6 separate regions of the Mus musculus genome follow, and all the other regions are linked to region 1. The links are chromatin loops, found by intact Hi-C in ENCODE. Cell type or tissue: heart. All regions are shown on one strand. Each heading gives the region's core, and the rest is flanking DNA. Links, peaks and the distances in the headings are about the cores only. Region 1 has its middle 5.7 kb from the start of Nol6. Region 2 holds the start of Nfx1 (nuclear transcription factor, X-box binding 1). Region 3 holds the start of Ubap2 (ubiquitin-associated protein 2). Region 4 overlaps Ubap2 (ubiquitin-associated protein 2). Region 5 holds the start of Gm42273 (a long non-coding RNA gene). Region 6 overlaps Ubap1 (ubiquitin-associated protein 1).

Region 1 (5,032 bases), core at 536-4,535:
AAAAAGGTGGTCAACTCAAACAGGGCCTGCTTGGCCGGTGACCCCGAACTTAATGACGTTCCCCATCCATCTCCTGAAAACACAGACATGCTAATCTGCTGCATTACTGCGACATGAAGATCAGATTTATTCATATTTTCCTTTCTTTTTACCTATGTCATTTTTCTATTTTGCATCCTATCTTTTTTGTTTGGTTGGGGTTTTTTTCTTTGTTTTTTCAAGATGGGGTTTCTCTGTGTAGTCCTGACTGTCTTGGCTGTAGACTAGGCTGGCCTCAAACTCACAAAGATCTATCTACCTCTGCCTCCCAAGTGCTGGGGTTAAAGATTTGCACCATCCACTCTTTTTTACTCTATATGTGTGGTGTGCCCTGTATGTGACAGTCAGAGACAACTTTCTTGGGTATCCACCATCCTCCATCATGTGAGTCTCGGGGATCAAACTCAGTCATCAGACTTGGGTATTAAGCTATCTTTTGCTGGTCCTCTTCTTTACTTTGGGGGTGGGGGCAGGATTTTACTATATAGCCAAGACTGACTTCAATTAGCCGTCTCTGCCTCAGTCTCCACAATGTTTGATTATTATAAGAGTAGGCCACTACACTTATCTAGACCAAGAATTTAGTAGAAAAAACTTCAAAATTGGGATTTGAAATGTTTTTCTCATAAGAAAGACTATTTGGGGTATTTTATTTTGGGGTTTTTTTGTGAAAGGGAATGATCACAGAGGTAAAATACCATGTACATCACATCATACCAAGGGCATAGAGCAGAGCATGATTAGCCTTGTTGATGTTGACCTTGGTCACCTGGCTAAAGTAGTATGTCAAGTCTTTCCACTGTAAAGTTACTCTGCTTCCCCACCCCTTCTTTACTGTGTTGTTTGGAAGGAAGTCACTGTACAAAAATCCACTTAATGAGGCATTTATTTATTTATAGACAGGTTATGTTTTTGCCATATAGTCCAAGCTGGCTTATAACTCAGTATGTAACCCAATTGACTTAAGACTTATGAGCCTTCTGTCTCTGCCTGTCTAATTCTGGAATTACAGGCATGTACCAAGCCTAACTTTTTTCCTCCATAGCTGAGACCTCAGTACTTGAAAACATCATTCCTTCATCCCAAGGTCATCTTTAGTTCTATAGTTAAAACCAGCCAGGGTGACATAAGACCCTGTCTAAAACATTTTTTTAAAAGGATAATTGACAGGCTCCCAATTTTGTCTAGGTCATGAGACCAAGTTCTACCACTAGAATTAGAACTCCCCTCAAGGAAGGAGAATATTCTAATTAAAGCATCCTCCCCTCCCAAAATGATGACATATGCCTAGTTCTAGCTTCCTCTCCTCCACTATTCAATTTAAGGACAGGAAGATTGTTGACCTAGAAACCTGGGAGATGATGTTGACACCTTTAATAGCACAGCTGTGAGTAGACAAATAGGCAGAAAGATCACCTTCAAAGCATTTCACCCACATACAGTCACCATAGCCCCACCCTGACCTATAGGATTATAGATCCCTCGACTAACCCATTGAAATATCTGCCTGCATTCCTGGGCTCAAGTCAATTTGCAAACTCATACAGTAGGTATCTGCTCTGGGCACGGCCCTAAATTGGAAAGCTGGCATCTTCCTGTCTTACTGAGTTTTATACACAGGTCTATCCATTGTAAATACAGAGCTGCTGCCCCACCTAACTTGTTAGTCTAGCCAGTCAAAACATCCTTCAGGAAATTGCAACTGTTTCTTATTCACCTCTATCTCAATAAGAGCATGGCATCTGATACAAAGTAGATACTTGAGCATTTGGATACTTTGTTGCTTTTTGTTTGTTTGTTTGTTTGTTTTTCGAGACAGGGTTTCTCTGTGTAGCCCTGGCTGTCCTGGAACTCATTCTGTAGACCAGGCTGGCCACAAACTCAGAAATCCACCTGCCTCTGCCTCCCAAGTGCTGGGATTAAAGGCGTGGGCCACCACGCCCGGTTTATGTCATTTATTTATTTTGTGTAGAGAATTACATATAACACTAGAGTGGGGTGTGGAGGTCAGAGATCAACTTGCTGGAATAGATTATCACCTTGCATGATGTGAATCTGCTAGAACTCCAGTGGGATTTGGGAATCAGTGCCTTTAACCCTTTGAGCCACTTAGCAGCCTCTGTTGTTTATTTGCTTGTTTTTCGAGGTGGGGTCTTCTCTTGTAGTTCATGTTACATAAGTATTTGTTTTGAAAAGCAACCAAGTTTGGTGGCATAGTCTGTAATTTTAGCAGTGCTGAATGGGAAGGCTGAAGCAGCAGGTCCAGAATGTGGGTAGCTACAGAAGCAGGAGAAACACCTTGAGCTGAGTTAGAGCTATCTAAGGAGGATCAGATCAACCACGGCTACACAGCAAGATTATGTCTCAAAACACACACACACACACACACACACACAGAGAGAGAGAGAGAGAGAGAGAGAGAGAGAGAGAGAGAGAGAGCGCACCAGAGCCAAGAAGATAACCAGTATCACAAAATAACACATTGAACCCCACCTTCCAGCTCCATGGCTAAGCTGTCTACAGATCAGGTTTTCAAGACCAAAAAATCCATAATCATATTTTTTTTCTAATATTTTTCACTTATTAGGTTCTGAAATAAAAGTTGACAGACCTAGTGAGGCAGGGGATGGAGGAGATGGCGGCAGGTGAAGGCAGGCGTCCAAGTTCAAAGCCAGCTAGAGAGTTATAAATAAGTCTGGGCAAGTTAGGTCCTATTTCAAAGTGAAAAAGTCTAGGAATACATAGCTCAGTGGTAAAGCAAGAGTGCTACTTGTTCACAGCTACCAAGGTTCCAGGCCTGGTACTGAAACACAACTACCCCAGCAAATAACTGGCAGAAACCGCAGCACTCTCTACTGTTCCTTAAGGGCAGGGAGAGACTGATGTGATTGACTGGTGCCCTCTTGTGGTCAGGCAAACAAAATACTCTCAGTCCAAGGTCTCACCTGGAAGGCACCAAGCCAGGAATCTCAGAAAAGTCCATTGACGTTATTTCAAATGAGAAAAGGCATAATCTAAACAGGAAGAAGTACTTCATTTAGGATGTTTAAAATTTTAAGACACAGTCTCCAGTAGCCCAGGCTAGCCTCGATCCAACTATGTAACTGAGCATGACCTTGAATTTGTGATTCTCCTGCCTCCACACACTTGCTAAAATTAAAGGTGTGTACTGATGTGCACATTTTAGGAAATTCTTTTTTAAAGATGTATTTATTTATTATATGTAAGTACACTGTAGCTGTCTTCAGACACACCAGAAGAGGGAGTCAGACCCCATTACAGATGGTTGTGAGCCACCATGTGGTTGCTGGGATTTGAGCTCAGGACCTTCAGTCGGGTGCTCTTACCCACTGAGCCATCTCACCAGCCCCCATTTTAGGAAATTTAATTGTGTGTGGTTTTTTGTTTTTGTTTTGAGCAAAGTTTTCTTGTATCCCAGGCTGGCTTTGAGCTTGCTTAGTCGAGGCTGTCCTTGAACTCCTGCTTCTACCTACCAAGTTATGGGATTGCAGCTGTGCACTCCATATCCTAGCTCTCAGTTTTGAATTAAAAGGCTGAGTTAGAAATGTGACTGAGCCAGGCAGTGGTGGCACACACCTTTACTCCCAGCACTCGGGAGGCAGAGGCAGGCAGATTTCTGAGTTCAAGTCCAGCCTGGTCTACAGAGTGAGTCCCAGGACAGCCAGGCCTACACAGAGAAACCCTGTCTCGAAAGTGCTTATAAAAATATGGAAGGCCTGCATTCAACCTCCACGAATGCCATGAAAATTTGTTTAAAAGTTTATTTTCTGAGGCTGGAGAGACGGCTCGGGGATCAAGAGTACTGGCTGCCCCCCCCAAGGATTCTCAGCACCCACATGGTGGCTCATAATGCCTGTGGCTCCATTTCCAGGTGATCTGACACCCTCACATGGGCATACATGTAGGCAAAACACCAATGCACATAAAAATTAAAAATAAATTTAAAATATTTTTATTTAGTTTTCAGGCTTATTCGTTTATTTTTCACTCACTATGTTAACCTAAAGCCAGGTGTAACAGTGCATGACTGTCCTCCTAAAACTCTGGAAGTGGAGGTAGGATACCAGGAGTTCAAGCCTAGTCTTGACTGCAAATTGTGTTCAGGAGTAACTTGTGATACACAAAACCCTGTCTCAAAAATATATGCAAGGGGCTGGGGAGCTAGCTCAGTGGTTCAGAGCAGACAATAGTTTTGCAGAGGACCTGAGCACAACTCCCAGCACTCACGTCAGGATGCACAACTGCCACGAATCCAGCTCCACTATTCTGATGCCTTGAGCCTTGGCAGGTACCTGCACTCACAGCTTAGAAATAACCAGCCCTGGGCTGGAGAGATGGCTCAGCGGCTAAGAGCACTGACTGCTCTTCCAAAGGTCCTGAGTTCAAATACCAGCAACCACATGGTGCCTCACAACCATCTGTAATGGGGTCTGACTCCCTCTTCTGGTGTGTCTGAAGACAGCTACAGTGTACTCATATAAATAAAATCTTTTTTTTTTAAAGTAAATTCCTAAAAAGGAAAGGAAAGCCAGGCTAATCTCAGCACTCAAGAGGCAGAGGCAGGCAGATCTCAAGGCCAGCCTGGTCTACTGATTGAGTTGCAGGACAGCCAGGGCTATATAGATAACCCTGTCTCATAAAAGCAAAACAAATAAACAAAGACAGTGCTATTAGAAGCCACAGTCATCTAATGCAAACTAACAATTGTTAAGAAGCTACACATGTAGTAATTTCTTTACATATAACACCTCAGTTAGACATCACAAAATCTATTACGTGGTCATGCATTTTACTGCCCTGAATTGTAAAAACAAAGCAAGCAAGCAAACAAAAACCAGCAACAACAATAAACAACAACAACCAGGCATGGTGGCACGTGCCTTTATTGCCAGCATTCTGGAGGCACAGGCAGGCAGATCTCTGTGATTTCAAGGACAGAATGGTCTATGTAGTAAGTCTTAGACCAGTCAAG
Region 2 (5,032 bases), core at 428-4,427, 160 kb after region 1:
TACATTTAGGTATCTCTGTGGTGTGAGCACATGTGTGTGTAGGTGTCCTGAGGCAAGAGAAGGTATCAGATCCCCTGGAACTGTTGTTACAGGAAGTGTGAGTCACCTGGTGTAGATGCTAAGAACCAAAATTGAGTTCTCTGGAAGAGCAGACAGTGCTCTTAGCAGCTGAGCATCTATCTCTCCAGCTTCATTAGCTCATTTAACCTTCACTCTGCTGATGAGAAAACTGGGTAGCTTGCCCAAGGCCACAGGTGCTCACTCCAAGGCAACTCCGAATTCTGCCTTAGGATATGGTAGAATGGCATGCAGCACTGGTGACTTGGTGCTTATATTCACACTGCACCCTGGCAGAGGCAAGGCAGCAGTACCATAGAAACATAGTGAAGAACTGGTGAGTTCACAAAGGCCATAGAGAAACCTCACACTCAATCCAGGCTTTGTGGCAAACACTTTCACACAGGCAGTGTTCTGAGGGTGGGGTGAAGAGCCTCACAAATGGCAAGAGGATTAGAGAAACTCAGAGTGGCAGAGGTATTCTGGGAAGATGAGATAAACTTACAAGTGGGAATGGGTAAAATGGTGCCAAGAGGTGCTGTACAGTTCTCTCCTGCTTGAAGCAAGGATGGAGAAGGGGGCTAGATAAAGGTCAGTAAAGCTGCCCAAAAGCCTGATAAAGGGCGTTTCATATTGAATAGCCATACATAGTTGTGCTTTTACTAGACCTAAGCCAAAACCCTCAGGAAACCCTTCAAGAGGGCTGGAGAGATGGCTGAACTCACTGGCTGCCCTTCCAGGGAAGCCACGGTCAATTTCCAGCACCCATTTGGCAGCTCACAAATGGCTCTAACTCCAGTTCCATGGGATTCAATACCCTCACACAGGTATAACAATGCACAGTGTAAAAAAAAAAAAATTTTTTTTTAAAAAGAAAGATCTATAAAGAGACTTGAGGAGGGGACTAGAGAGATGGCTCAATGGTTAAGAGCACTGACTGCTCTTCCGAAGGTCCTGAGTTCAAATCCCACAACCACATGGTGGCTCAAAACCATCCATAATGAGATCTGACGCCCTCTTCTGGTGTGTCTGAAGACAGCTACAAGTACTTAAATATAAATAAATCTTTAAAAGAGATTTGAGGAAAGGGACACATAAATCAGGAAGCTGTCCCATGGCCTAAGTGAGACACATTTCAGTATTTTAAGTAGTAGTTCCTCCATTAGTGAGATGTCCTCTAGCCAAGGTATCATTATAATACAAGTAAGGGGTACCAGATACCCAACAAAACACAGCAATGAGAGAGTAATCCAACCAGTTGGCGCTAGAAAGCCTGAAAATAAGGGGGAAATTTTCATCCTGGATCAGTTTAAAGACCTTACTTAGGGCAATGGATCACAGCCTGTGGGTTGTGAGGTCTTTGGGAGCATAGAACAACCCTTTCACAGGGGTCACATAAGACCACTGGAAAATACAGATATTTACATTATGATTCATAACAGCAGCAAAACTAGTTATGAGGCAACAACAAAACAATTTTATGGTTGGGGTCACCACAACCTGAGGAACTGTATTAAAGGGCTGCAGCATTAGGAAGGTTGAGAACCACTTTTGGAAGTGGATGAGCTAGAAATGATGTTAAAGTAAGAACAAAGACTATAGACCAAGGAGGCAGGGATTTCTTGAACACAGGGACTCAGCACATGCTTTGGGGCGTGTCGGTGGTAACCTAGAGCGCAGTCCCAGAGGCTAAAACTCCGAGTCACAGCTAGCCCTCACTCAGCTCTGCTTCAAATGTCCAAGGGTGTGGAAATAAGTCAGGGCGAGGAGGAGAAAACGAACAGATTCGGTTTAGAGGGCCAGTGAAGGCCTGGAGGGGAGTGACAACGTATCTGCCTAAGTTCTCCACTCTCCAAGAAGATTTTTACATTCAAGTCAAGACTGGGGCACACCAATGCAATGTGTTCTTGCACTCTTTAAACTGAGACAGGGAAAAGAACATGACCTGTACAGGCACATCCTAATAGTGGCCCATCAATCTGTCAGAAGTGCAATTGTAATTCAAGCCAATGTTGGACATTGCTGTGATTTTCAGGAAGAGCAGGCCATTATGTCAAATCTACACAGTGGGTTGTGACAAGTCGTCATCGTGGTCTTCTTCTTAATAGTAATGTTAAGAGTATGTTGTTGAGAGTAAAAGAAACCTCTGCTTCTCGGCCTCCAACCCCATCTTCCCAGACAGGATCTCACTATGTAACCCTGGATGGTCTGCAACTATGTAAACCAGGCTGGACTCCAACTCGAAAGATCCTCCTGTTTCGCCCTCCCGAGGGCTGGGATTAAAGATGTGCGCTACCATGTCTGATAGCACTGAAACATTTGGTTTACTTTAAAAACAAAAAAACTTTTCTTTTAATCTTGTGTTCCTGTTTTAGCAAGGGTGCTTTGGGGGGACAGGGACGGGATATATGCCACGTGTTTGCTGATGCCCTCCGTGGCCAGAAGAGGGCGTCAGATCGCACAGCTTTCCAGGTGGTTGTGCAAGCGAACGTGACTGCTCTGTTGAGGAGCTACTGTTCTTAAACACTTGAACTAGCGCCCCAGCTTCTCGGTTCACATTTACATTTAGGTAAATGTGTACTAATACCCCATGCAAAACGTTCCTTTTTTTTTTTTTTTTTTTTTTTTTTTTTTTTGCTGTCCACAAAATTTGAAAGCCCGGATTGACCAATACACCTTGAAGAAAATGGAAATAGCTTATACGAACAGTCAAATGAGGCTGTCTCTACCACAGGGGTAGCTCCAGGAGGGAGAGTGAGCCAACAATCAGGGAGAGAACAGGGAGGGTCTGGGAATTAGCTTACTACTCCAGGCTGACAGATGAGGTAACTGAGACTGGATCACGTCACGCACCTCAATATGGGATTTCACACCCCCTCAGGACTGGGCCCGCTGGCTGGCTGGCCCGCGCGCGCGGAACCCGCCACTCCGAGAGGTAAAGAACACACCCCTAGCACAGCGCGCAAACTCGCTGGCCTCCAGGGCCCGCTACGGAGAGTCGCCTACGCCCGGCCGGCCGGCCGTCCGCCCGCCCGCCCGCCCGCCGGACTCTGCTCCGCGCGGCCTCGGGAAGGCCGGAAGGAGCCCCGCGGGGGGCGCCAGAGGCCCACGTCCGCTCCCTTGGCGCCGGGACCCGCCCGCTCTCCTCGGAAACCCAGGGGCCGAGCCTCCCCATCCCGTGGAAGATGGAGGAGGGTTCCGTACGTGCAGCGCGCGTGGCTTGGCCCTCGCGAGCCACTGTCCCCGCGCAGCACGCACCCCACTTGCCACCGCAATGGCCCGCACCCTTCGGACTAGACTGCTAGACCCTAGGGGTCCCGCGCGGGAAACGGGACAGTACCTGAGACCGGAGGCGCCTCCGCCATCCCGTGCCGCAGCACCTCAAGCGAGCCCCGCCACCGAGCGAAGGCTGTCACCTGGTCACGTGTCCCGGATTTCCGGCGCCGAGAGACTAGTCGCTCCTACGCGCCCGGGGACAGCCAAGGGGGTGGTGCTACCTGAGCACACAGTGAAATGGCGCATTTGGGACGTCAGACAAATGCGCCGGCCCGGGTGCAAGCGGGGTTTGCGGGGGGGACACGAGTGGCTGGAGGAGACCCACCCGGACCGCAGGATCTACTGCCCCCAACTTGCGTAATTGCTTTTCGAGAGCTGCTGGGTTCTCCAGCTGCTACGCCTTTTTGTCAAGTCCTGCCATCCGCCCGGCTTCAAATGACCTTCAGCTAAGAGGCGGCCTGGAGCGGCTCACGCAGGCGACGAGGGGGGGGGGGGCGCTGTAGTAATCAAAGGGCATTGTGGAGGAAAAGACTGCAAAACAATAAAAGGTTACCTGCCAAGGGTTAGGTAGCCCACGACTTCAGGACCTGGGAGGCTGGATCGGGGGTGGGATGGGAGTGGGATGTAGTGAGTTCCAGGTCCTGGGCTACCTATCCCTGTCTGTGTAAAACGAAACACAGTATCTAAAGGACTAATAGCAAATGAGCCACAAACCGGTAGGCAAGTAACAAATACAAATGAACACCAACTGAGGTAGACAGTTTGAAGTTACTGTGTTTTTTTTTTTTTTGGAGGGGGGGGGAGAGTGGGGAAAGGGTGTCCTGATGTAGCCCCTGTTGGTATTCAGGCATTCTGCTGGCCTGCCCCCAGGACCCTAGCAACCACTTAGACCTGCCTCCACCGTGTGTGATAGGTGTGTGCTGCGTCTAAAGAGACGCCCCCAAGCGTCCCCCCCCTCCCCCCCCCCGCCACCCAGCAGCTGTCTATTGTCAGCGTCCGGTCCCCTTCTCTCTGCCCCATGGCTTTGCTCCTGTCTGTCTGACTGGCTCCATGCCTACTTGTCTGCCTCTATTCCTTTCCTAGGCCCTCACTCCTCTTCTCCCAATAAACCACTTTTACTTCAGGTCTTGTTTGCATGACGTAATTTCTCAAGGTTGTACCTTGGCACGGGCCTTGCAGTAGGATCTTCTCTGTCTCAGCCTCTTTTATAGTAAAATATAATCTTCCAAGGTGAGGTGTGGTGACTTAGACTTTAATTCCAGCACTCTGGCAGCAGAGACAGTAGTTCTCTGTGAGTCTGAGGCTAGTCTGATCTACATAGTGAGTTCCAGGCTAGCCAGAGCAACAGTACAACACTGTCTCAAACATTCTCCACGATGTGACCATTTTGGTTACAGGGCTTCTGCACTTCTTTCTAATATCTACAGACTAAGAAGCCTTCGACTGGGTGGCTTAGCCTGCCCCTAACCGAGCACATTTAGGAATCCTTCAGGAATTATATTTGAAAATCGGCCTCAGAAAGGTGAGACACGAAACCGTTGTATTTGTACTACCTGCAGTAGTGAGATGATGATGATGAGAGAGACAAGAGGAGGGAGTGGAGGGGAGAGAACAGACGTTTGTGGGCAAGTTGCAGAGTCAATTGGCATCTTTGGAATTTAGTAGGCTACACACTACTTATTTTCAAATGACATCGTAC
Region 3 (5,032 bases), core at 353-4,352, 150 kb before region 1:
TCTTCCTTTCTTTCTCCCTCCCTCTTTCTCCCTTCTTTTCTCTCTCTCCTCTCTCTCTCTCTCTCTCTCTCTCTCTCTCCTTTTTTTCCTCTCTTCTTCTGCTGAGACAGAGACTATCTGTGTAATCCTGTCTGTTTTGGAACTGGTTCTGTAGACCAGGCTGGTCTTGAACTCAGAGATCTGTCTGCTTCTGCCTCCCAAGTGCTGGAATTAAAGGTGTGTGTCATCACTGCCTGACTAAGTCTTTGACTTTCAATAGTGGATTAAAACATTTTTTAAAAATCTTTGATTTTCTCATACATTTCTACAAAACAAGAAAACATAGAGACTGAACTGACCCAACACAATGTTAGTAGGTCACTGGCCAAGAAAGATAAGATAGATCTACACATGGATAATCAGGATAATACGTTCTTTTTGTTACAGGTACAGCCTGAGCATTCTGTAATTCAGGCAGAAAAACAAAGGTTTCCCTTGAACTGGGCCGGACTGTTTAAATTTTCAATTGTCTAGCCAAGTAGGTTAAAGAGATCAAGTCTATTAGTAACTAGCAAATTAGTAATTAGCACTGAACCCCCATCAGTATAAGAAAATTCCCTTTCCATCTTGCTTAAACCAGCTGCACCTTACCTTATGGGTACAAATAGGGTTTGAACATAATTTTGTTTGTTGAGGGCTTATTGTTTACCAAGCAGACATTTTATATAATCTCTTTCTCTTTCCTGGGACAGGTTTCTCTGTGTAGCCCTGGCTGTCCTGGAGCTTGCTCTGTAAACTAGGCAGCCTGCATCTGCTTCCTGGGAACAAAGGCTTACACCACCACTAATTAACCTCTTAATTCCAACGTTGTGGATGTATCTAACCTAATAAGCTACACATAGACAATAGCCACATAATCACATTTTATTATGTGTGTTCTTTTGTTTTTGTTTTTTGGGTTTTTTTTTGTTTTTTTGGTTTTTCAAGACAGGGTTTCTCTGTATAGCCCTGGCTGTCCTGGAACTCACTTTGTAGACCAGGCTGGCCTCAAACTCAGAAATCTGCCTGCCTCTGCCTCCCGAGTGCTGGTTTATTATGTTTAAATGTATAATTTTTAACAAGATATAGCTCAGCTGTTTAGAGCAATTGTCTTTCCAGAGGATGTTGGTTTGATTTCCAGCACCTAGAATATGGATCATAACTATCTCTAACTCCAATTTCAGGGGACCCAATCCCATGTTCTGACCAGGCATGTATGTGCTACATATATACATACAGGTAAAACATCTATATATATATGAATGGTATATATGTATATATTTGAAATACATATTAATCAGGCATGGTGGGTGACTCTTGTCTATAATCCTTGAAATACCACCATTTGGGAGACCAAGGCAGGATGACTGCTGAGAGTTAGCGGTCACCATGTACTGCACAATAAGGCTAGGTTAGTCTGGGCTGGAGTTAAAGTGTTTTAAACATCTAAAAAAAAATTATTTATTTAATGTATGTGAGTACACTGTGCTGTCTTCAGACACCCCAGAAGAGGTCATTGGATCCCATTACAGATGGTTGTGAGCCACCGTGTGGTTGCGGGGAATTGAACTCAGGACCTCTGGAAGAGAAGTCAGTGCTCTTAACCACTGAGCCATCTCTCCAGCGCAACATCTATCTATTTATTTATTTTTTAAAGATATGCTAGTGATTAATCTTTATTTGAGTCGGCCTGTGGTGTCACGTGCCTTTACTCCCAGCACTCTGTGAGTTTGAGGCCAGTATGGTCTACAAAGCAAGTTCCAAAACAGGGAAGCCCTGTCTCAAAAAATCAAAAAACAACAAAACTCCATTACTTTTGCTTAATCTCCTGAGGTTAACATCTTTACTAAGAGGTGGATCAGGTAACTTCTCAACAAGGAAAACCTGATTTAGGTTTCTTATGCCAGAAAATAACTTTTCCTTTCCTATTTGCAAAACCGGTCCGATACTAGTAGCCTTTTGGGCTAGAACACCTCTAACATCCCGTTGGCGTTCAAGGAATGGTAGTTGTTTCCTGCAGAAGAGAGTTGGGAATGCAGAAAGCAGTCCACATTTGACTACATTGAAGTCTCGTGGCCTTCAGCCGAGGACGTTCTGGGTGTCTGGCTCAGCAGCTGGCGGTTGGCGTTTTCCCGCGCAGAGGGCAGGGCGGAGCGCCAGCCTCGCAACGTGGGAGCTAGACCCACTCTCCGCCAGAACTACACCTCCCAGCAGGAACCACGCTGGTTCGCTTGGCAGGTGGCACCCATTGGTACTAACTCGGAAGCTAGCCATAAGATGCTCGAATAAGTCAGAATCAGGAGTTGTACTTAGGAGCACGCTGAGAAAAGGCGGTCGTAGAGAGTGCCTTTGCCGCGCAGCACTCTGGGAGTTGTAGTTCGCCCTCAAAACGTCTAGAAGCCAGGCTTGCTTTGAGTGGCTGCACCATGTCACGTGACGAAAGAGCCGCACGCATCGAGCATCTTGCAGTGTTTCTGAGGTCATCATAGCGCGACCGCACGCTTTAATAGTGGGTTCTCTATAGGCGGCGGATAGTACGACCCTGAAATTCTGACCACAAGCAATGTCACCATCTCCGCCGCCTCCACATAGTTCCTCTCGCTCAGCTCCCAGAGCTGTGTTAGCCAGCCGGGTAACCCCGTTCAATCTTCAAGTACTGGCTCCACCCTCTCCCGTGACGTAGGGATCACGTGACGGGCAGGGCCGCCTCTGCCGCCGCCGCCGCTTTGTAAGAGGCACATTGGCAGGTAACGAGCGGCGGCGGCGGCGGGTCCCGAGTCCAACGAGAGCAGCAGCGGTAATTGTCACCCGGTCCCCTTCATCCTGCCTCCCAGGGCCCTGAACCTTGCAGTGTATGCTTTCTGGACCTGGGCTAAGGTCTTCTGAACTCCCAGCCCCCTTTGGGATGCCCCAGCGTCTACTCGGGTGGATCGGGCCGAGCTTCCCTCGCTGGCTTCATGTTTCCGTAGTGTGTCCAGGCCTGAGCACTCTCTTTCCTCTCCCGCTCAGGTTGCCCTGTGCTTCCTGCTCCACCCCCCACCCCCCATCCTAGTTGGCCGGCCCCACCCAGCCCCAGGGGGCGCCTTCCCCTCCCCCCCCTTTGGGTTTTTATCCTGGAGGGTGTGGTTTTCTCTCCCACCTCGGTCCCTGCACGTTGGCAGGAGCTCCTCCGCCACGCTGTCGCCCCATCCGGACCACCTTTCAGCTTTCTAGTCTGGCGCCTGTCCTGGGACTGGTCTTAGTGCCCAACTTCTGCGCTCTAGTCTCTCCCCACTTAATCTGAAGGCATAGTTCAATTTTACTACTTTTCATTACTGTGGTCTTTGGTGTTAGTTGAAACTCTGTGAGTTTCCTCTTCATGCCCTATTGAAGTCTGGTGGTGTCATAGTTTATTTATTCTTTAAGGTGAGGTAAGAGTGCTTGTGAACTGTAAAGCGTTGTTAGAAATTCAAACAAATTCTTTAGCCTGGTGCGTTCCAGCTCAGTTTTCCTAGTCAGCTCTCCCACCTTCCCCCCTGCATTTTCAGGTTTAGTTACCCAGGCATAGTCAGCTCTCCCACCTTCCCCCCTGCATTTTCAGGTTTAGTTACCCAGGCATGTCAACTGTCACCACTTAGGATTCGTGTTTTCTCTTTGGGTTGGTCTTGGAAGTCTTCCTGCAGTTTTTTGCTTTAACATAATCTCGTAGTTTACTACCACTAATACGCCTTTCTACTTTATTTCCAAGGTGCATAGTCTGCCTACTCTTTACTTTTCTCCAGCAATTGTGTACAGTAACAATTGGAGCTTTTAGGTGATTCTATGAGGTACCCAGAGATCATTTATTTGAAGAGCATGCCTTTTTTTGGGAGGGCGTTTTTGAGAGAGGGTTGCACTACCTAGCCAAGGCTGGCTTTTAACTTGAGAGCCTCTTGTCTCAGTCTCTCTAGCTCGCTCGCTCGCTCGATAGTTTTTACAGGGTTTCTTCATGTTACAACCTTGGCTGTCCCCCACTTGCTTTGTAGACCAGGCTGGCCTTGCACCCATAGAGATCCACCTGCATCAGCCTCCCAAGCACTGGGATTAAAGGCATGAGTCACCATGCACCTCTTGCTTCAGTCTTTCTATGCTGGGATTTCAGTTTGCATGGATTACAGTCAAACACTACTGTGCCTGGTTACAATGATCTCTCTCTCTCTCTCTCTTTCAGTGAATAGTGTTTATATTTATATCTTCTATTGTAAAGTTTTTAAGCTTTTTTTTTTCTTTTTTTTTCTCCTATTAATGGGCATGCTAATACGCCCTCTGAATTGTTTATTTTTGTTGTTGTTTAGTTTTTTTTTTTTTTAACCTCCCTTAAGTTTTTCAAGAAAGGATCTCTGTGTGGTCCTGACCGTCCTAGAACTTGCTCTGTAGACCAGGCTGGCCTTGAACTCAAGAGATTGTCTCTGCCTCCCGAGTGCCAGGCTTAAGGGCATGAGGTACCACCATCTGGTGCCTGTTCTTTTTTTAAGAGTTGGTTTTTCAAATAACCAACACTAAAACAGTAAATAAACCAACAGAGGGGAGGTGGCTATCATGCCTAAGTTCTCCTGTAGTGTAGCTTAGACATCGGGATGGTTCTTTGGTGTGCTCTTTACCTAGTTTAGGAGAGAAATTCTACTCTTTGGAGGTGGTCCAATATATCTTGTCTGCCTTCAGGGCCTTTTGGCTAGGGCCCTTTTCCAGTTGCTATGAGATTTGTCTTACTGGGCAAAGGTTTAGTTTCCCATTCTACACTTGATTGCTGTCATTATGTTCCTGCCTGATTTTTCCTACTTAGGGGTCATTTAAGTTCTGTAATTGATCCTCCCCTCACTCCCAGTGGGTGACCTTTATGTTTCCCACACTTCTGACCCCTCCCCCGTTTGTTTCCTTGCTGCCTCTGACTTTCAAAAACTAAACATTTCAGAGAGAGGGAGATTGTTTTGTTTGAAATATGGGTGGAAGTAGTAACATGGCAGAGATGAGGCCATGAGGAAGGATTGTGGTAATT
Region 4 (5,032 bases), core at 491-4,490, 97 kb before region 1:
CAGATTTACATGGAGTTCCAGGCCACCCAGGGTTACATAGTGAGACCCTGTCACCCACCTCCCCCTCCCACCACACAAAAAAAAAAAAAAAAAATTAAAGGAGGCAGATTCAGAAGGCAGAATTGTTTGAGCAGTTTCCTTTGATCCATATTTTGACACCAATTTACTTGGAACAGCCCAGGAGACAACTTGTTGCTGTGTAGGGAGTACTTGGCAACCTGTAGTAATGAACACATAGATTTTCAAACAGCTCACAGTGAGCTCATGTCTATAATCCTAGAATTTGAGAGCTTTTAATAGAAAAATTGTGAGTTCCAAACCAACCTGAGCTATATCGTAAAATCTTCTCTCAAAGAGCTCTCCCTAGCCCTTATGAAACTGTTATACTTTCAATATATACCTTGAGCCGGCTTTAGCTAAGATTCCTTTTTGTCCAGCAGTGAAATTACAGGCACCCACTTCTGTCCCTCACTCTAAATTTTAAAAGTACATATATATTTTATTTTCATAACGGGTGTGGGTGCACATGTCATGGTGTACATGTGGGGGTCTGAGAAAAACTTTGGGGTTGACTTTTTCCCTTCACCATTTGGGTCCTGGGAGTGAATTCAGGCTTGGCAGGAGCCCTTACCCACTGAGCCACCTCACCAGCTCTATTTTTAAATGAAGGTCGATTGAACAATAACATCAAGATCGAGAAATGAGTATTTAAGTAATAGAAATGTATAGTTTGTGCTGGGGACTCACTCAGGGGCCTTTGCTTGGGCTTTTATTTGACCACACTTCTAGCACTTATAAAATACTTGGTTTTTATTGTTTTTGAGACAGGATCTCACTATGTGGCCTTGGCTGCCCTTAAACTTCCTGAGCTTTGCCAGCCCTCGGCACCCAAGTGCTGGGATTAAGGGGTGGGCCACCACACCTGGTCTCAATAGTTTAGTAATGTTTGTTAGAACTTGTTCTGGGGAGAAATAAAGTTCAGAAGCAGGTGAGGATGATGGGAAGGGATAGGATAAATTTAAATTTGTACTGCAAATGAAGCCAAGCTCATGTGAGCTAAGCAGCAACTAAAAAGTGGAGTAATGATATCAATATCTATTGACTAGTTTTTGTATGGATCTATTGGATCCAGTATGAATATGAGAAACAGAAGTCTGTCCTTGCCTTTTCTGGTAGGATGCTACAAAGCCTGTCTCTTACACTTTACCTTTTGTTCTGTGATGTTTATAGATAGCATTGTTTTGTAGTAAGTGTTGGGTTTTAGTACTTATTTATAGAAAATTTATTTTACAGGAGGGTACATGTAGACAGAAAGTAAAATGCCCATGCTGTATACTGTTTTAGTCATGGTCTGACTGACTGCCCTGGAGCTTGCTCTGCAGACCAGGCTGGCCTCAGAGCTCTCGCCTCTGTTCTGAGTGTTGGGATTAAAGGACTGTGCCACCATGCTCAGCACCATGTGATTTTCATTTTAGTCTTCTATCTGGGATTGCATCTGGTGCCATTCAGGATTTTGTTCCACACCACCCTCCTTCCTTCCTTCCTTCCTTGAGCTTTATTGTAGAAATGCAGAGAGAAAGTAAGAGAAAGAGAGAGGCCAGCCATGGCCATGTGGAGAGAGGGTGGAAGGGAGAGAGAGAAAGAGAGCTGAGAATAAGAAAGGTGAGACCTTAAGAGCTCTTTTTCTTTTTCTAAATACTAGGTCTGATTATGTGGTTCATCTGGCCTTGAGCTTGAATTCACGATTCTCTTGGTTTTGTCATCCTAGTGTTGGATAAGCCTTTGGTCATGTGCTTCTAGATTTGTGCTACTTTTTATTCATCATGATTTCTAAATGTTGTTTACATTTTAACTTCTTTTTAACCTTTTTTTTTTTTTCCTTTTTGGCTTTTGAGACAGGTGCTCCCTCAATATGTAGCCCTTGTTTGAATTTAGACCAGGCTGGCCTTGAACTTGTGGGATTGCAAAGAAGAGTGTTGGGTTTTTGATTCTTTCTGTGCATTTTGATCTTGGTTTTGTATCTCATAAGTTTGGTAAGAGGTTTGAAAATGAAAAGTTGACATGTTTGCTTTTTCTTCTTTAGTCAAAGGTGAAGAGAATGGGATTGACTGCAGCCAAGGAGACAAGCCTGCGGAGCGGGGCAAGCGGGCCCGAGGCAGAGGTGAGGGGGGAGGAGGACCAGGCCAGCTGCTGCCACCCTGGCTATTAAGGATGATTGGAAATGCAGTATGAAGGAGTGTTCTCTAAGATGGCTGAGAAGGAACCCCTTAGATTATGCCCGGTTCTTTTGTTTTTACATTTTGCTTTGGTTTTGTTATTTTTGGTGCTGAAGGTTGCCTGTCCTTGGTAAGAATGGCTCCATCCCTGAGCCATCCCTCAGATCCTGGATTATGTCTGTCACTTTGAAGAATCCTTTTGGTTATTTTCAGATGATTTGTTTAAGCCACTTTTATAATCAGTTATAGTGGTGTACAGATGTAATCCCAGCATTTAGGAAGCTGAGACAGAGGTATGATATACATGGTTACACTACCAACAAAGCAAGGAGAGCTTATTATTTATTTGGGGGTTTGGGGTATTTTGTTTTCTACACATAGTTTCTCCATAGCCCTGAGTGTCTTGGAACTTGCTCTGTAGACCAGGCTAGCATCCAGTTCAGAGATCTGCCTGCCTCTGCCTCTGGTATTAAAGGCGTGCGCCACCATTGCCAAGGCATTATTTATATTTTAAATTGTTTTATCTGTGAACGGTTTGCTTGCATGTACATCTGTGTGCCATGTGTATGCAATGCCTGTGGGGGCCAGAAGAGGGCATCAGATGCCCCTAAGAATGAGTTAGCTGCTTAGCTGCTTTTTTTTTTCTTCTTTTTTAAGGAAAAAAAAAAAGGCTCATACTGTAGTCTGTGATTGACTACAGGTTGAGAAGTCACCCTGTAGCCCCAGATTGGCCTGAAACTCTGCTTTATTTAATCATTATATATACATGTACAAATACAATTATATTCTATAATTGTGTTTTGTTAAAGGATTTGGACGTGGCAGGGGCAGAGGGACAGGAAGGTTCTCCGCTCAAAGCATGGGGTAAGTCACAGCCATCCCACTGCTGTAGGTGCTTCCTAGTTGTTCTGTTTTATCTGCCTTTGACCTGCCTGTACTTTATCCCAGCTAGAGGTGGTTGTACTTCTGAAGGGCTTTCTAACCATAGTGAAAATAGTGTTGTTGTTGCTGTTGCAGTAAATGCTGCGTCAGCACTGAAGCCTCTGCTCCGTGCAGTTTGCTTGGATAACTTCATTGGTGTGCATGTGCTGCACAGTGATGCTACATCATCCTTCTCTCTAACCTGACACCCCTCTCCTTCCTCATGAAGTTACTAACATGTCTGCGGACACCACATGTTCCCAAGGGAGTAGGCATATGTGCATAATGTCCTCGGCTGCCAGGTTGAAAGCCACTTACAGATGCGGCTAAATCTAGCTATTTAACATGAAGTGTTTATGTGAATGATAGTGTTGTCCTGAGTGATGGTAGTGAATGCTGAGCATTCTAGGTAGGTGTTAGAGTTAGCTACTGTTATGTCTAGTTTTTCTTTCTCTTACTGTTTCTTTTGTGCATGGCAAGACAACTTGAATTTGGAACCCTAGCCTTAAACTCATAGCATTTCTGTTTACTTATGTTCTTATGCGTGCATTGTAACATGGATGTAGCCTGTGAATCCTGACAGCTAGTTCTTTTATTTCTGAACCATCTCACCAGCCCCCTCTAGTGATAATACAAAGAAGTGTGAACAAAACATTTCTTTAGCTATATCCATATATGAAGAATATAATTCTACTCAAATCCACAGTTGGGGGTGCTGGAGAGATGGTTCATCAGCTAATAGCACTTGCTGCTATTGGAGAAGTCTTAGGTTTGGTTCCAGCACCCAGGCCTTTCATCATGTCTTACAGCCATTTGTAACCCCAGTTCCAGGGAATCTGATGCTCTCTTCTGGACTCTGGGCAGGCAGCATGCACATGGTACATATATGTACATGTAGGGAAAACACAGAAAATATAAAGAGTTTTAAAGTTCTTTTGGTGTTATGACAGACCCTTCCTTAATCCCAACACTAAGGCAAGAGACCAGCACATTTTTGAGTTCAAGGCTAGCTTAGTCTACAAGCAAGTTTCAGGACAGTCGAAGCTTCAATTCTGACACAAGAAGGAGACACGTTTACACTTGATGTATTTGTTCTCATTGGGACTTTTTTAAAATATGCAGTTTTATGTGTGGGCTTGAATGTATGTTTGTGTGCCATGGGCATGAAGGGGCCTGTGAAGCCAGAAGAGGTTTCCTAGGAACTTTTGAATTCCAGGCCATTTTGAGCTTTCGAGTGGGTACTGGGGATGGAACCTGTCTCCCAAGTCCTGCAAGAGCAGCAAGTGCTCTTAACCACTTTGAACCTTCTCTCTGGTCCTTTCATTGGACATTTTCAATGGTGTTCTTTCTAGACTGGGAAGGCTTCCAGGTCTTCATAACTTTTCAGGATGCCAAAGACTATATTGTAGAAACTTGAAGACCATTTATACAAAAGTAGGTAGATGATCCTAAAGTAACGTCTGTTGAAGATATGTACGCTTGGCTGGCGATGTAGTTGATAGAGTGCCTCCCTAGAACAGGCAAAGAAAATTCCGTCCCCAGCATACCATAAAACTGGGAATGGTGGTATAAACTTGTAATACTTGTAAACTTGAGGTATCCACTAGAGAAGACCACTAGGACACAGCTCAAGCCAATAGAAACTTTTATTAGTAACTACTCCAGGTGTTTGAGACTGAGTTGTAGCCCTGAGCATTTCTCAGAACGGGCTTTTAATCACAAAACCTACATTCCTGGGTTGACACACTTCAGTTAGCCAGAAGTGGAACTATAGGAGCCAAAGAGCAAGGTCACTATATTTAGGGACTTTCCCCAAAGCAAGATGGAGAAGGTCTTCTTTGTTCTTCTTTTGACAGGTGGTGCTGCCTATGTGCTGAGGTACCCAAGGCCTGTGT
Region 5 (5,032 bases), core at 692-4,691, 160 kb before region 1:
TACATGAGAGCTTGTCTACACCCCCACACAAAGATACCAAGAAGACTGGACACAAGAGCACACTCCTTTAATCTCAGCACTCAGGAGTCAGAAGTAGACTGCATTGGAGGCTAGCCCGGGCTACAGAGCAAGACCCCATCTAGTACAACAAAACAAAAGGCGTCACACATAAATGATTTATCTCCAGTATTTTGAGGTTCGGACATTTGCCAATAGCAAAGCTGATCGCCTTGGTGTGAGGTATGGTGCAGGTTTGGGTCCTCAGTGTGTTCCCTGAGTAACATCCTCATAATTTTTCTGCCCTCTAGTCTGCTACAGTAAAAGTGATCATCATGTAGAGTGCATGTTTGTTTGTTTGTTTTGGGGGGGGGTTGGTTTTTCAGGACAGAGTTTCTCTGTGTAGCCCTGGCTGTCCTGGAATTTGGTCTTCAAGTTAGCCTCAAACTCAGAGATCCACCTGCCTCTGCCTCCCAAGTGCTGTGACTAAGGGTGTGCACCAACACCAGCACCCAGCTAGAGTGTATTTTAAGGTACTAACACAGATCCCTGAGAAAGGACCCCTGCTCCTAGGTGCCATCTGCCAACACTGAGTATGAATGAGAGAGAAGGGGCTGGTTCTAGCTGTACAGCTGCTTAGGGCTGTGGACTCAAAATGAGGCCCTGCACTGATGGGGTGTGTGTGGCGGGGGACGGAGGGATACTGTTGTGTGAATGTGTGTGTGTGTGTGTGTGTGTGTGTGTGTGTAAGCATGTGTGAGTGTGTTTGAATGTGTGTATTAGTGTGTGTGTGAGTATGTAAGTATTGTGTGTATGTATGTGTATATGAGTGTGTGTGTGAGTGAGTGAATTAGTGAGTGAGTAGAAAAAGCAAAATATAGAGAATTTTCCTTTGATTTCTGGGGATTAGCAGGTACTCTAGGCAGGCGTGCTGGTGCAGATGGATCTAAGGACAGGTGTCTAGTATTAGCCAGACAACAACACTACACAGTCCATGTCTGTAAATAAGGAAATGACCACAGTACTTGTGGGTCAGTGTCATCACAAAACAGACCAGCAACTAGATATGGTGGTGCACACCTGTAATCCCAACATTGGGAGGCTGAGGCAGGACGAGTATTTACCTTTGGGTAGCTACACAGTTCATTGGGCAACAGGAAATAACCTCAAAAAAAAAAAAAAAGTAGCTTTGTATGGTGGCATATACCTGCAATCCCAGCACTGAGGAGACAGGCTCCCAGAAGTTTTGAAACTAGCTTGATCTACATGGTGAGTGCTAAGCCATATAGCAATACTTTGTCTCAGAATCATACAAACAAAAAAAACAAAAAAAAAAACAAAAAACAAAACAAGGGCTAGAGATATAGCCCAATTGTAAAACACTTTTGTCTGGCATGTACAAGGTCCTGAATTTAATCCCCAGCACAAACAACAGAAAACAAAGAACCCCTCCCCACAAATAAGCCAGGACTATGGTAATTCTAGCATTAGAGAGACTGAGGAAGGAGGACTGAGTTGAGTTCAATTCTTAGTACCTCATACCAGGTAAGTGGCTGACACCAGTTTGTAGCCTAGTGCACATAGGCAGGAGAATCAGAGGTTCAAGGTCAACTCTGGAGGCAGGGGCTGCGGAATCTTTTAAGTTTTTTAATCTTTTAATCTTTTAAGACACCCACAGTGATACACCTACTCCAACAAGGCCACACCTACTCCAACAGGGCCACTCCTTGGGCCAAGCATATACAAACTATCACAGAAGGATAACCAGCCTGGTCTACAAAGTGAGTTCCAGGACAGCCAGGGCTACACAGAGAGATCCTATGTGGGAATTAAAAAAAAAAAAAAAAAAGTTCAATGTCATCTTTGGCTCCCTCTTTCTGTCTCTGTCTCTGTCTTTCTCCTATTCCCTCTTCTCTCAGCCAGGCATGATAGCACATGCCATTAATCATCAGAACTTGGGAGGAAGAGGCAGGAAGATTTCTTTGAATTCCAAGCCAGCCTGGTCTACAAAGAGAACCCAAGGCCTGTCTCAAAAACAAACAAACAAACAAACACAAAAAAATACAGTCATACATATTTATACACATAGCAGAAACCTAAAATATCATCTCTAGATTTGTCCATAGTTGGTATCTGGGCAACACAGACACATTTGCCAACCTTCAGTTGGGTGCACTGGCAAATGCCAGTAATCCCAGTATTATTAATTATTTGGAAGAGACAGGAAGATTGCCATTTGTTAGGTCAACATAGACAAAATAGCCAAGTTCAAACTAATCATTAGCAAGACCCTAATTCTATATCACAGAATGTGGAGGAAGGAGAAGGAAAGGAAAAAGAAAGGGGAGTTTACTGTACTTCAAGGGTCTCTTTGAGAAGCTAGATAGTCTGTTTAGCCTTGTGTGACCAGAGAATCCATCACATTCCCAGTAGGGGGAGCCAGAACTTAGCCAAATTCTAAACGCATCACTCTTGACTCAACACTTAGGAAGAATGCTAAAGAAATCGTGCCCCCACAGATCCATTATAAAACTTTGTTTCAAGGTGCACCTGAACCACCTCCCCAACCTTCCAAACCCCATTGTTAGGACTGAGGAGGGACGAGGCAAGCAGAGCTATAGTACTTCAGTTATTACTGAAGTTCTCAGAGCTGTAACCCCTAAACTAACCTTCCCTATGATTTCTGTATAGATTGGTGTATAAAAGCATGTATATGCACACAACTTCACAAAAATGGGTATTTAAAGCTGTCTGGGAAGCCTGGTAAGATGAGATATGCTTATAATCCCAGAACGTAGGAGCCTGAAATGGAAGGTGTCTTAGGATTTTACTGCTGTGAACAGACACCATGACCAAGGCAACTCTTATAAGGACACCATTTAACTGGGACTGGCTTACAGGTTCAGAGGTTCAGTCCTTTATCATCAAAATGGGTACATTGGCAGCATCCAGGCAGGCATGGCACAGGCAAAGCTGAGGGTTCTACATCTTCATCTGAAGGCTGCTAGCACAATACTGGCTTCCAGGCAGCTAGGATGAGGGTCTAAAAGCCCACACCCACAGTGATACACCTACTCCAACAAGGCCACACCTACTCCAACAGGGCCACTCCTTGGGCCAAGCATATACAAACTATCACAGAAGGATAACCAAGACTTTGAAACCAATCTGTGCTATCTGTCTTAAAACAACAACAACAAAACAGGCCAGCATAAAAAACACCCAGAGCTCATGTAAAGGTGGAAGGAGACAACCACAGAGTCGTCTTGTGCTCTCTGCATGTGGACCACGTCATGCATGAGCCTACACATATCACACACACACACACACACACACACACCACAACATGCCAGGTGGGTACTAGGGATGTAGCTCAGAGCTAGAGTACTTCCCTAATGCCCAGCACTGTAAAATAATAATGACAATAAGAAAATAAAGCCATATGTATATTTCTATGTAAGAAATGGGCTGTTACCCACTTCCGTGAATGAAATTTTACAGAAGTTACATTAGTGGCATCTCCTAGTCGTTGGAGTTTGGGTGATGTTCCTGTATTCTGTTTGTTTGATTTGGGTTCTTGGTAGTTTTGTTTGTTTGTAAAGGATGATAAGTTTTCAATTTACTTAATTAACTGTACTTATTTATTGGGGGTGGGGGGAAGGGTGTCTCTGCACGTGTTTAGGTCACAGGGCAAGCGGTGGGAGTCAGTTTTTTCCTTCCATTGTGTAGGTCCCAGGGAACTAACTCGGGTGGTCAGGCTCAGCAGTGGACGCCTTCTGAGCCCCTCCCCCTCTCTTTGGGGGTGGGGGTCTCACTGTGTAATCCTGTCTGGCCTGACTCACTGTGTAGACCAGCCTGGCCTCTAATTCTCAGAGATCCTCCTTCCTCTGCTTCCCCAAGTGCTAGGATTAAAGGTATATGCACACTCTGCCTGGCTTTAATTCAGCTTTTTAAAATAAGTTTGCACTATAAATGGGCTTTGAAGTTGTCAATCTCCTGTCTCAGTCTCCCAGGTCAACCATGCCTGGCTCTAGGCAGCTGGTCAATTCTAAATAAGCAGTTCATTAACTAACTCTCTCTGGACGAATTTGACCTTCTTTGATCAAGTAAAGGAGTAAGGCGTTCTTCAGGCTTTGAAGGACCAGAGTCATTTACTGCGATTTTATACTGGATTTACAGTCCTGGGGAGATGGTCGATCTCTTTCATCTGAACTCAGCCAGAATAACCACGAGCAACGAGGAAGAGAGGCACTGATTAGAGATAACTTCAACACACAGCTTCAGGCCCTCGAGGCTCCCACCAGGCCATTAGCCAAATGCTGACCTGGAGCCTCATAATTCCTTCCGGTTGGAGTCTACACTGTATAACCACAGTAAGGCGAGAGAGAGGCCAGCCACGAAAGGGACGTAAGTGGCTTTTCTATAGGACTCAGGGAACTCAGAGCAACCTGGAGGAAGAAACTGAAAACCCATTGTCTCAGTAACTCTGAGGAACGAAGCTGTCCCATAGGAATGAGGCCCTAGGAATGGAGGAATAGAGGACTCAGCTACCACTGTGAGCTCCGCAGAACAGGGCAAAAAGGCAACCACAGTTTTGCCCCCGGGGACTACAGCACTAAAAGATCCAATTGGGCTCCATTTGTTTTTTGAGATTTGTGCTAGTGTGTGTGTTCCTTTTTGTGTCTCCTGGACCTCTGTAGCTGGCTGGGACTAAAGTTGAAAGGAGCATTCAGTAGGGCTCTTCTCTGGCAGGGCAGGTCCAGGCCTGTAGAAACTGGTTTAACCTGCTTCCCAGAGTCTCATTGCCACTTAAGTAATCTCACGAAGCAGAAGCAGAGGGGCTCTGGGTCAAGATATAGCCAAAGAGATCTGTTTTGCTTGCTTGTTTGTTTTGAGACAGAGTTTCTCTGTGTAACAGCTCTGTTGACTAAGCTGGCCTGGAACTGACAGAGATGCTCCTGCCTCTGCCTCCCTAGTGTTGGGAATAAAGGAGTGCACCACCACTGCTTAGCCCCCATTTTGATTCTTAATCTCT
Region 6 (4,997 bases), core at 998-4,997, 260 kb before region 1:
GGCACAGGCCAATCTCAAGGTGCTTAGATTCAGACTCTCCTGTGGTCCCCAGCTGTTCTTCCAAGGCCTTGAGGACATATTGTCCACTTACACCGGAGCAGGCACAGTAAGTTGGACTTTGTTCTTAAGACTTGAGCCCCTTCAGTACCCCATGCCCTTTCCTATTTGCTTAGACTGGAGCTTGCCTCTTCACTGGGAGAGCTTACTGTTCTGTAGTCATTAGAGTTTGACCTGCTTAGGTCCTGAACCCTCCACAAGCAAAAATAAGAGCAGACTTAGTACCAAACATACTAGTCGTCACTGTCTTACAGCCTCTGTGAAGGGAGCTGTGGGGAACAGGCAACCCTTGTGAAGCAGCAGGGGAGGCAGGGATGAGCTTGAAAAATCTGTCTGTCTGTCTCTTTCTCCCCCTATAACCTGTGGGCACCCCCTGGCCCCTTGACTAGTTCTAAGAACAGAACAGAGAGAGCAAGGAGCTGCCAGCTGGTCTTAAAACACCAGGAAGAGGCTACAAGCTCCTAGTATAGAAATGAGGCTCAGTGTTCATAGGCTGTTCTTCAACATGTTCCCAGGCAGGTGATTATCCGTGCACACAAAGAACAGCTGGATGAAATGGCTGAGCTGGACTTGAAGGAGGAGACCTTAATGACCCAGATGGATTCTAATGTAAGTAGTACTGGACAGATATGTGGGCTACTGACAACTCATTGTGCTTTGTTCAGTGGTCATCTGTTTGCCATGGTGTAGATACAACAACAAAGTTTTGCTGTTGCACACTAACTGTTGAGGCCTTGTGGCCCTCAGAGGGTCTAGGTGGAGATGGGAATGGGGTCCCTCCCTATGACTACTGTAGCAGTGAACCACCTTGCTTCTTGCAACCTGAAGACCCAAAGCACTGTAAGTACCCTTTTTCCAGAATAGTCTTCACTTACAAAGTGTCTCAAAAGTGTCACCCAGTCCATAGAAACTTCTAAGGTTTTCCCCTGGGGAAGAGGGACTTGGGTTCTGAAATGTTCCTAGTTCAATGAACTAGGGAGCACTTTTTACTCTTGTGGAGGACTCAGGTTTGATTCCTAGCACCCACATGGTGACTCATAACCATCTAGAACTCCAGTCCCAGGAGATCTGATGTCCTCTTCTAAATTCTGTGGGTAGCACCGGGCACACAAGTGATGTGTGGACGAAACATTCAGACACATGAAAACGTGAAAAACAAAAAGACAGGCTAGAAAAGATGATCTGACAGACAGCCGTCAAGTGAAAAGGCTCCAGTTGTGTTGTTTCTCCTCAGGATTTTGAAGATTTTGTGACCCAGCTGGATGAAATCATGGCTTTGAAGTCCAGGTGCATCCAAAGTCTGAGAAGCCAGCTACAGCTCTACCTCACCAGCCACAGGCCCGCTGCAGCCCCCGAAAGAACTGTGGTGTCTTAGAGCATGTCTCACTCTGGATGGACACTGCTGTGCTCTCTGGGGCTGGAAGAGGCTCTGCCAGGGCCTTCCTAAAAACGACCCCTCCCTGTCCTGCCCCTAGGGTCAACCTAGCCATACATGGCCTTGGATGACCCACTACTCAGGGACAGACCTCATCTCAACTCCCAACTACAGGGCCACCTGTAACAAAGTACTAGGCTGAAAGCCTTCATGTCCCCTTTTATTTGGGGCTCAGAGTAGTAGTCACTTTGCCAACCTGCATCTGTAGGGACTTGGTCTATTAACTTTGTAGATGTCCTAAATTTGAGGATAAGACTAGGATGTTTAATGTTAACTTGGACATCGGAGGTCAGAGGTTAGGGAGCACAAGTTGAGCCAACAGCCTTATTGCTGACAGTGCCTTTCTGTCTTCAAAGACACTGGTACCAGCCAGGCAGTCAGGTGAACTCCTTCCCAGCAGGGAGTGGAAATTTAGTTTTGGAAATTATAAAATGAACAACTCTTTTTTTGTTTTGGTTTGGTTGTTTTTGTTTTGGTTTGGTTTTGGTTTTTCGAGACAGGGTTTCTCTGTATATCCCTGGCTGGCCTGGAACTCACTTTGTGGACCAGGCTGGCCTGGAACTCAGAAATCCACCTGCCTCTGCCTCCCAAGTGCTGGGATTAAAGGCGTGAGCCACCACACCTGGCGAACAACTCTTGATATCTTTCTTAAGAGCACCTGAGGTCCAGGGTATGCTTTTAGTTTCCTTCCCTGCAATCCAGCTTTGAGGGTGCCAACAGCAGCACGGTTTTCTCATTAATTTTTCTTTTTTGCTAAAACAGCAGGCCCATGTCAGTGTCTGCCAGCCCTCATAGTTCTTGTGGCAGGTCCTAGCTCCTGTCTATGACTCCTCATTCCCAGTGCCTCTGAATGATTAAACAGGCTGGGAGATCTCAGGCAAGTCTATTGCCAAGGCTTGAGTGGTCCAAGGTACTAGGCCAGCAACACTCAAGGGCCTTTGCTACGGGTGTCTTGGGACTGAGTCTACAGTCAGCAGTCTGAATCTTCTGACACAGCAACAAACACACATCTCTTCAAATGAGTTCTTGCTGTATTGCTGTGTGTGCAGGACAGATGTTACCAGGTACCCTCAAATCATTCTCTACCTTATTTTTGAAGCAAGTGTCTCCCTGTTGATCTACCCAGACTGATTAGCCAACAAGTCCAAAATTCTTGTCTCTCCCTTCCCTTCTCAGACCACCGCTCCAGGCTTTCTTTTGAGACAGTGCCTCTCTATGCAGTCCTGGAGTTCTCTATGTAGACCAGCTCACAAAGTAGTCCTGCCTCACAAATGCCAAGATTAAAGATGTAGCATACACCATTACAACCAGCTACTCCAGGCTTTCTACGCAGTTCTTATGCTTGTACCACATACACTAACTGAACCATCTTCCCATCTCTTGTATCACCTTTTAAACAGAGAGAACCCCAAGGGAAACAGCCTCCAAGAGTCCGTTAGTTTCATAGGTCTTCCTGAGTTAACCTGAGATTCATGTGTCACAGCCTGGGCCCTGAAGCCATTACCACATACATTTAAGAACTCTATGGTTTTAGGATGTTATATTTAAAAAGCCAAGATAAGCCAGGTGTGACACTGTTCATGTGTAACCCCAGCATCTGGGATGCTGAGGACTAAATTCAAAGGAATTAGCCGGGCAGCAGAGGATTATGGTCTAAACCTGGACTATAGTGAGGTCTGGCTCTATAAAAGAGCTGAAAGGCTTGTCTGGCAGCCACGGGCAGTGCTTGAACTGACCACCAGATGGCAGCCTGTTCCTAGCTTAAGGCCTCTCACATAACCACTAAAAATCAGAGGCCATTCCCAACCAAGAACACCAAAAGGATGTGGGATTCTACTAAAGATAAGTACTAGAAATTTTAAGGATGAACTGTCAGCTATAGGAGCACCACTGAGAGCCGGGGAAGCACTTTAACCTTGCCTGTGACTGGTAGTAGTCACAAGCAAAGGGACTTGACTTGTCATATTTTAAAGGATACCTCAAAACCTGTATACCCCTTCTCCACTTTAGCAAGAAAGCATATACCCTTGTTCCACAGGCTGCACTAGACCAGGTTTAGAGAGTCTGTATTTATAAAACAAAAAAAAACCAAAAAAACAAAAAAAAAAAGATGAGACAGGATGGCCAGCCTCTGAGTCCCATAGGCCCTCAGTGGGAAAAGGATACTGATATGAAAGGGACAACTAGGCTCTGTTCCAGGCCAGAAATGACTGTGCTACCCGTAATCTACCCACTGTCCTGAGTCAAACCATTTTTCAAAATAAAGAGGTTAAGGCAGCATGGCATACCTTTTAGATTTTTATTAGTAGTTCTCTGAAGAATCAAAATAGTTAGCAAATTACTTTAGATTCAAGACTGTATTATATCCTTTGTATTTAGATCTTTAATATTGTAGAACATAATACAAACAAACCAAAGAGACTGGTTTCTATGCCTAGGTGTTATTCATTGTGTCATCCTAAAGCAGGGCTGGAGGAGGCTGTTCAAGAACTGGGGGTTAGTGCTGAGTGACAAGTCGTGGCCTGTTTTCTCACCCATGTGCTGGAAAGGGCCAATGATACTCAAAACTGACAGCTTCCTAGCACAGGGGCTCCAATGCCCCGGGCAGCAGAGGATTATGGTCTAAGCCAAAAGAAACAGTCTGGACAGGGGCAAATGGGAACTGCCTGGCAGAAGAGGCAGACTTTGCCCCATGAAGAAAAGTGCATCTTTGTACCGCAGAGACACTCCAGAACCAGTGTAACACTAGGGCTGTCGGGGAAGGCGGGCCCAGGAAGACCCTCTCAGTTGCATTCCACTTGGGTTAGAGCCCAGTCTGACAGTGGTGCAGCAGAGAGGAGAGGAAAGGATCTAGCCCCAAAACAGCAGCAGTCTGCTCCTCCTGTCTTCCCACTCTTCTTGGTAGCCAGGCCAGGTTTTGGCTGAGAACATTAGAGACCCCAGAAAGAACCAAGTATTCCTTCTGAAAGCCCAAAGTGGGAAGGACACTTCTCAAAACACAGGTATGTTTAATATGGAAGGAACCAATAGAGAGCATATATGCCCAAATCTTCCTACTTTCCCCCAGCTCAGGCCTGGGCTCACAGAGACTAACAAGTGTCAACTCCACATCCGACCTTCTAACCCCCAAAGAAAATCTGGAAGCATGTCCCGTCTTCCCCACAAGTGAGCTGTGCAGAGCCTCCTTGGGGAATGGTGGTGCTGTGGCAGGGCCGTAGCAGGGCCAGGTCTCAGCTGGCTCCAGCCCGGGCCATGAGGTCTTCCAGAGCATTGTCCTGGTCATTGTTGTGTAATAGCAAAACTTCCTTAATGTCTTTCAGTTCAAAGCCCATTTCCTTAAATTTGCTCATTAACTGAAGAAACTCCATCATCTATGGGATAAAGGAGAACAAATTTTTTTCAGAAAGAGTTGAGCCACGCAGAGCAGCTGAATGTAGGTGTATACTGCAGGTGAAGATTCTGCCTCCTTCAAGCAGTCCCATGGGTCTTTAAGGTTCCCTCGAAA

Evidence for each region. A loop is a pair of places that touch in the nucleus more often than their neighbours do. Peaks named below come from ENCODE experiments on the same cell type or tissue, not always from the same donor. Only the 100,000 strongest peaks of a DNase experiment are listed, where the experiment ranks them.
Region 2: a loop joins it to region 1, with 2.2 times the contacts of the local background. A loop is called at or near these places in 3 of 42 quality-filtered maps.
Region 3: it touches region 1 in a loop (3-fold over the local background); 16 of 42 quality-filtered maps call a loop at or near these places.
Region 4: it touches region 1 in a loop (5-fold over the local background); 8 of 42 quality-filtered maps call a loop at or near these places.
Region 5: a loop joins it to region 1, with 3.0 times the contacts of the local background. A loop is called at or near these places in 15 of 42 quality-filtered maps.
Region 6: a loop joins it to region 1, with 2.6 times the contacts of the local background. A loop is called at or near these places in 7 of 42 quality-filtered maps.

What each region holds. Positions count from the first base shown.
Region 1 is chr4:41,127,485-41,132,516 of GRCm38, reverse strand. No RefSeq gene overlaps it. Among named protein-coding and RNA genes, the nearest start is that of Nol6, 5.7 kb to the right of the region's middle. In heart, for the core only: a CTCF peak has its summit at 2,949 (motif pointing left); a DNase peak (open chromatin) is centred at 2,906; H3K27ac peaks cover 339 bases.
Region 2 is chr4:40,969,425-40,974,456 of GRCm38, reverse strand. Nfx1 (nuclear transcription factor, X-box binding 1) reads right to left here and starts at 3,514. Exons shown (of 24, transcript NM_023739.3): 1 at 3,398-3,514. The coding sequence starts at 3,422. It overlaps Gm52692 (a long non-coding RNA gene), which reads left to right and starts at 4,298. Exons shown (of 2, transcript XR_003955193.1): 1 at 4,298-4,855. In heart, for the core only: a CTCF peak has its summit at 2,493 (motif pointing right); DNase peaks (open chromatin) are centred at 2,966, 3,506 and 4,256; H3K4me3 peaks cover 2,240 bases; H3K27ac peaks cover 1,928 bases.
Region 3 is chr4:41,272,823-41,277,854 of GRCm38, reverse strand. It overlaps Ubap2 (ubiquitin-associated protein 2), which reads left to right and starts at 2,720. Exons shown (of 29, transcript NM_026872.1): 1 at 2,720-2,815. In heart, for the core only: no CTCF peak of the experiment used is centred there; a DNase peak (open chromatin) is centred at 2,454; H3K4me3 peaks cover 2,424 bases; H3K27ac peaks cover 2,012 bases.
Region 4 is chr4:41,224,328-41,229,359 of GRCm38, reverse strand. It overlaps Ubap2 (ubiquitin-associated protein 2), which reads left to right. Exons shown (of 29, transcript NM_026872.1): 6 at 2,084-2,161; 7 at 3,026-3,080. Among named protein-coding and RNA genes, the nearest start is that of Gm24837, 15 kb to the right of the region's middle. In heart, for the core only: CTCF peaks have their summits at 2,799 (motif pointing right) and 3,754; no DNase peak of the experiment used is centred there.
Region 5 is chr4:41,284,021-41,289,052 of GRCm38, reverse strand. It overlaps Gm42273 (a long non-coding RNA gene), which reads left to right and starts at 3,912. Exons shown (of 2, transcript XR_881194.1): 1 at 3,912-4,404. In heart, for the core only: a CTCF peak has its summit at 2,431 (motif pointing right); no DNase peak of the experiment used is centred there.
Region 6 is chr4:41,388,547-41,393,543 of GRCm38, reverse strand. Ubap1 (ubiquitin-associated protein 1) reads right to left here. Exons shown (of 7, transcript NM_023305.3): 7 at 3,778-4,863. The coding sequence ends at 4,723. It overlaps Kif24 (kinesin family member 24), which reads left to right. Exons shown (of 13, transcript NM_024241.2): 11 at 1-106; 12 at 573-666; 13 at 1,292-2,796. The coding sequence ends at 1,432. Among named protein-coding and RNA genes, the nearest start is that of Ubap1, 42 kb to the right of the region's middle. In heart, for the core only: no CTCF peak of the experiment used is centred there; DNase peaks (open chromatin) are centred at 3,233 and 4,703.